Linked DNA regions of Homo sapiens: region 2 is linked to region 1. Evidence: chromatin loops called from intact Hi-C (ENCODE). Cell type or tissue: Calu3. All regions are shown on one strand. Links, peaks and the distances in the headings refer to the core of each region. The heading gives the core; the rest is flanking DNA. Region 1 overlaps LINC00882 (long intergenic non-protein coding RNA 882). Region 2 overlaps LINC00882 (long intergenic non-protein coding RNA 882).

Region 1 (2,826 bases), core at 70-2,569:
TGTTTTCATCTCCACCTTCACACTCCACTACAACCCAGTCTCTAGGACCAGATCTATGCTTAGTAGAGGGAATTCCGCAATTCACTCCATTCATAGTGTTACTGAAACACCCAGGGGTTCCATCTAGGTCTTGTTGCTCACCACACAGACAACCAATCACTGAGACAAAATGAGTATTGCCAAGGAAGAAGACTTTATTTGGATACTGCAGCCAAGGAGATGGGAGATCAGTCTCAAATCCATTTCTTCAACCAACTAGAATTAGGGGTTTATATAGCAGGGAAGAATGGCAATCACATGCAGGTTAACAGAAATTAGGGTGGGGTAAGGATATCATGAGGGATAAAGGGTCTGATTTCTCATTATCTGGATGTGGTGGTCTGGTGAGTTTCAGTTCCTTGATACCATCTGGGAGGCCTGAGGGCTGGTTTCCTCAAGAAGGAACTCAGATAAGACAAAGATAATTTTATCAAGTTTTAAGACTGGGAAAGTCCATTTCTATGTTTATTCAAAAAAAAACCCATAAACATCAGTTCTATGGGACAACTGGGCAGGTTTCAACAGGTCCGTGTCTCAAGTGAAAATGGGATGTTTTTCCTACTTCCTTGTTTCCTTCTTTTCCTCCATTGCTGTCCCTAGTTCTTAGTCACTGCCTGCTAGAACTCAGTCCCCACATTGTATTCCAGATGACTACTTCTACTTGAATTGAGGGTCCACAATTGACAACTGTCAGGAACCCCAATTCTCCTAAGAGTAGACCCTACTTAGTTTTGGTTTTACTTTCAGCATTCAAGTCCTGCCCCTGAACCCTAGGCCCACAGCAGATGTTCTGTTACTTCCAGGCAGACTTTCCTAATACCCACCATATGACTACCTGGCTGCAAATCCACATATCACCTTGTTGCCAGACATGTCTGTATTCATGCTGTGCCCATCTGCTGAGACACCCAGAAGGGAAGCAGGCTGTTGTAACAAGAGCAGTGATTTAGGTGTTAATTCTAATACAACAGTTTACTAACTGGAAATTTTCTAAAATCTCTTAGAGCTTTGGTTTTCTAAAGCGGTGATGATGGTGATGATAATAATTCCTCCCTCAAAGCTCTGTAATGAATAAATGAACATGATGTAGGCGTTCCAATATAACTAATGTGATCATCTTTATTTATAATTGCTGGACCTCCCTAATCAAAGCCAAAAGCTGCCACTTATCATGAGGTGCACTGGATTCTGTGACCTCATTGTCCTTTTTCTTCCTAAACCTCTGCTGCATGCTATTCAGTGTGCCCATTTATGGTTCTGGTCCCCTGTCTTTGAAGATGTGAGCTTTAAGCCAGGACTCAATAGCCTTGCTACTGAGTTAACCAAGAAACAAAAGAGACTATTGAGCAGGAAACGGTGGGTGTACACAGAAAGAGGTAGATGCTTAGAGGTATTCTTGGAATGCTAAAAAGGTAGAGTAATCGCTGAGGGTAAAGCTAAATGGGGGGTTGAGAAGGAGAAAATAGCAGGGAGTGGGAAGGGAGAACAAAGCAACTCTTATCCTCAATTATCCCGGCAGTTCTGGGCTTGGCTACATTAGCAAGATTCTTGTTTAGATCCTCATTTTGCTTTGGCTGTAGAGGCCTCTTCTGGTGGGATTTCAGGGTATTTTATAACCCATCATCCCACCCCTCTCTCCTGTGGTTTTAACTGATGTGGAGGAAGGGAACTATTTAGTGAAATTAGGTCCTTTCAATATAACACAGCTGCTTTTCTTCATAGAGATTTACTTTTGACAAGTAATTTATATTGCTTTCAATTACTATGGCATACTACTGGGGGCTAGGGGAGGAAGGAATTGGAGACAAGATTGCTTGGGAGTGTTTTAATGTAGTTTGTTGTAACAGGTGGCCTGAAGAACTGCTGATTTGAAGCTATGCCACAGCTGTGCTTAGCTGGCTTGACTGCTGCAGAAACCTAACTGAGCCTGGACCCGGGTTAACACAGGTGCACAGAGTGAACAGCTGTCTCTTTTTTTAATTAGGGGAAGGAAGTGAGCACAGATTTGAAAAATAATATTATAAGAACCAGAGTGCAAAGGGATGATTTACTTCCACTTCATTTTATTATTTGTTATAAATGGTTTATAAAAACACACTGAGTGAATTTAATAATGCCTCTTTGCAGGGTTTTCTCCAGCGTCGCTGACTAGTGCTTCTCATACTTTAATGTGCATACAAGTCACCTGGGGATCTTGTTAAAATGCAGCTTCTGATTGAGTAGGTTTGGAGTGAGCCAAAGATTCTGCATTTCTAACAGGCTCTAGGTAACACCAGGTCTGCTGTTTTGGGAGGACACACTGAGTAGAAGACTGTCAACTACACAGCACTTCAGAATACTAAATTTGTAAAAAAAACAAAGTTACACTGTCAAATGTTAGAAATGGTCTCTTAGTAGGGGATGAAAGTAAACTACCTACTGATGAGGTCTTAAAGGAAATTGAATGACTAAAAAAGTCATTAATATTAATTATTTTAAATTGCTCATTTGACCTCTTAGATTCTGATCTTACACCACAGGCTTAAAAGTACTCTTTACAATTGGTTGAGGGAGCCAAGATGGCCGAATAGGAACAGCTTCGGTCTACAGCTCCCAGCGTGAGCAATGCAGAAGACGGGTGATTTCTGCATTTCCATCTGAGGTACCGGGTTCATCTCACTAGGGAGTGCCAGACAGTCGGCGCAGGACAGTGGGTGCAGTGCACTGTGTGCGAGCCGAAGCAGGGCGAGGCATTGCCTCACTCGGGAAGCGCAAGGGGTCAGGGAGTTCCCTTTCCTAGTCAAAGAA
Region 2 (2,826 bases), core at 65-2,564, 74 kb after region 1:
AAGAAATTGCCATGGCCACTCCAACCTTCAGCAACCATCACTCTGATTAGTTAGCATCCATCAACTTCAAGGCAAGACCTTACAGCAGCTAAAAGATTACAACTCACTGAAGGCTCAGATGATCATTAGCATTTTTAGTATAAACAATTTTTAATTAAGATATATACATTGTTTTTTAGACATAACACTATTGTATTCACAGCAGTCTACAGTATAGTGTAAGCATAACTTTTATAGGGAGTGGGAAACCAAAACATTCATGTGATTTGCTTTATTTCAATATTCACTTTATGGCAGTGGCCTGGAAGTGAACCCGTGCATGTATAGTGGTGCCCGTATCAGAATCCCCAGTCAATTTCCACATCTAGGACACACTGAAATACATTCATCCTCACCCAGCTGCACCTACCCTATGAACCACTGCTCTAGTACCCATAGCCTTTCACTGATACCATCATCAGCTGTGGCCAGGATCCCGCTAATCAACCTGCCACTTCAGGTAACAGATAACCACATTTGAATTGCGCACAGCCTGTGACCCAGCAGGCCTACTTGAAGGAATTTATTCTACAGATATTTGCACAAGAAGGAAAGAACATGCAAGTGGCAATGTGAAATTTTACCACAGCTCATATAATGAAAAAGGAGGAAAACACACTAATGAACGGATTAAATTAATTCTGTTGAAACAATGAAATTCTAATTCAGCTGTTAAGAAAGGAATAGGTACATCTATATTTGTGGACATATTAGAGAGAAGATTAACTCAGCTCCTCACTGGTTTTGGCAGCCTCCGAACAGGCTTTTAGTCATCATTTTAGATAAAAGCTGAGCTGAGAAAAGGGATCTTGGAGTTGGGCCCATATGACACTTTCATAAGAACACTGAGAAGGTTTTGTTACATCAAAACCACAAGCTTTGTAGGAAAACTTCCTAGCCTGTATGGCAGAGCACACTGGGCTGACGCACATTTGCTACAGCTGTACCAAGATATTATTCCACTCAAAGTGGCCAGGGCAGGGCCCAGAGCCACCTGGACCTGTTGCTACCAGCGGTGAGCAGTCTCTTCTCTTCACTCCAGAGTGCTGCCCAAATATCAACATTTCCATGTGTGCCATACAGGTTTGGGAAGTGGTGAATGTCAGGAACTGCTTTTAAAACATCAAAGGTTACCTGGCACTGGTATCACTGCTTGTCTCAAAGGCAAATTTCCAAAGCAAAGGAAACAGATCATTGACTGTAACTAGAGCAACCTAAGCAAAAGAATAAAGATACCTTGGGCTATTTGAACCCTTTCCCCCTTATACCTTAAAGTCACTTTGAAATGCTAAGTGAAGGAAACCAGATACAAAAAATTGTATGATATATGACGCCGTTTATGTGGAATGTCCAGAAACGGCAAATCCATAGAAACAAAGTAGATTAGTGGTTGCCTGAGGCTGGGGCAGGAACACAGATTAAAGGCAAATGGGCATGAGGAATCTTTCGGGAATGATAGAAATGTTCTCAAATTGGATTGCGGTAATGGTTGCACAAGTCTGTAAATTTACTAAAAAATCAATGAATTGTAAACCTAAGATGGGTGATTTTTACAATATAGAAATTGCATCTCAATAAGATTCAAGAAATACTTGGAAGGAATATTAAACAACTTATAATTTTAGCCATATTACTTATACTTCTAAACAAAAGAAGTATATATAAGTTATAAACAAGTAGTGCATATTTATATGTTTTTTTAATTTTAAAAAATACTATATTTTAAAAAACAAAAAGAATGTATTTTCTCTTGAATAGGCACAGAAAAATGACTAGCAGGAAATATAAGGAATTTTGTTTTTAATGGGTGAGAATGGAGTTTCCTTGCCGGGAAATTTTGACTTCTTACTTTATGCTTTTTTTTTTTTTTTTTTTTTTACCATTAGATATTTTTATAGGCAAAAATTCCCTTTATTTAAAAATATATAAATTATCCTTAATGTCTGTGTTTTTCTTTTGATCTCAAATAGGCTTGTCACCAAAGTTCTCAGAACATATATTATTGATTAAATATTTCATGTCCAGAATAAAAAGGTAAAGTACTTGCTGATTCTGGAAAAAATGTTAAGGATCTAACACACTGTCCCTTGGCGAATGCACTGGGTGACATTCTGCAGAGTAGGTTTATGTTCTGCTTATAGTTTGGAAATAATTTAAGATCAGGGGTTGGCAAACCTGTTCTTAAGGAGCCAAATAATAAATATGGTTGTTTTCCCAGGCCAAATTGTCTCTGTCTAAACAACTCTGCTATTATAGCTTAAAAGCAGCCATGGAGAATATATTTTAAAATGGCTTGGCTGTGTTTGCCAACTCCTATATTAAGTGGTGAAATGAACAATTTTTTAAGATTTGCTTGAAAATATATTAGAAAAATATAACCAGCACATCCAGCCCATGACTTCACAACTATTATTACTTGGGAGGAAATTAAACTTATGTATGTTTTTAAAAGGCTGGAGATTTAAAGAAAAATATTAAGCAGGTTACAGAATAGATGGTCCATGGTATGACGAAAATAATAAAAGATATTTGCAAATGGCAAACATTTGGGAAAACTTCACTTGAACATAAATAACAGCTTCTTACTAACAATAAACCATGGGATGAGGAAAATCTCTCCACACTAGGTAATTCTTCCCAGTGACCCAATTCAGTATTTGAGACAATGCTCCTTGAAAGAAATATTAAAATGTAGATTAAAAATCCCCAAAGGGAAGGGTCCTTAATATTTGCTGGATTATGGAAGCTATGGACCTGCTCTGCAGAAAAAAAAATATGTACTGAAAA

Evidence for each region. A loop is a pair of places that touch in the nucleus more often than their neighbours do. Peaks named below come from ENCODE experiments on the same cell type or tissue, not always from the same donor. Only the 100,000 strongest peaks of a DNase experiment are listed, where the experiment ranks them.
Region 2: it touches region 1 in a loop (6-fold over the local background); 1 of 110 quality-filtered maps calls a loop at or near these places.

What each region holds. Positions count from the first base shown.
Region 1 is chr3:107,141,505-107,144,330 of GRCh38, forward strand. All of the region lies in intron 1 of LINC00882 (long intergenic non-protein coding RNA 882), which reads right to left. Among named protein-coding and RNA genes, the nearest start is that of LINC00882, 98 kb to the right of the region's middle. RefSeq lists an enhancer at 1,246-1,785. In Calu3, for the core only: no CTCF peak of the experiment used is centred there; no DNase peak of the experiment used is centred there.
Region 2 is chr3:107,215,956-107,218,781 of GRCh38, forward strand. All of the region lies in intron 1 of LINC00882 (long intergenic non-protein coding RNA 882), which reads right to left. Among named protein-coding and RNA genes, the nearest start is that of LINC00882, 23 kb to the right of the region's middle. In Calu3, for the core only: no CTCF peak of the experiment used is centred there; DNase peaks (open chromatin) are centred at 1,076 and 1,436.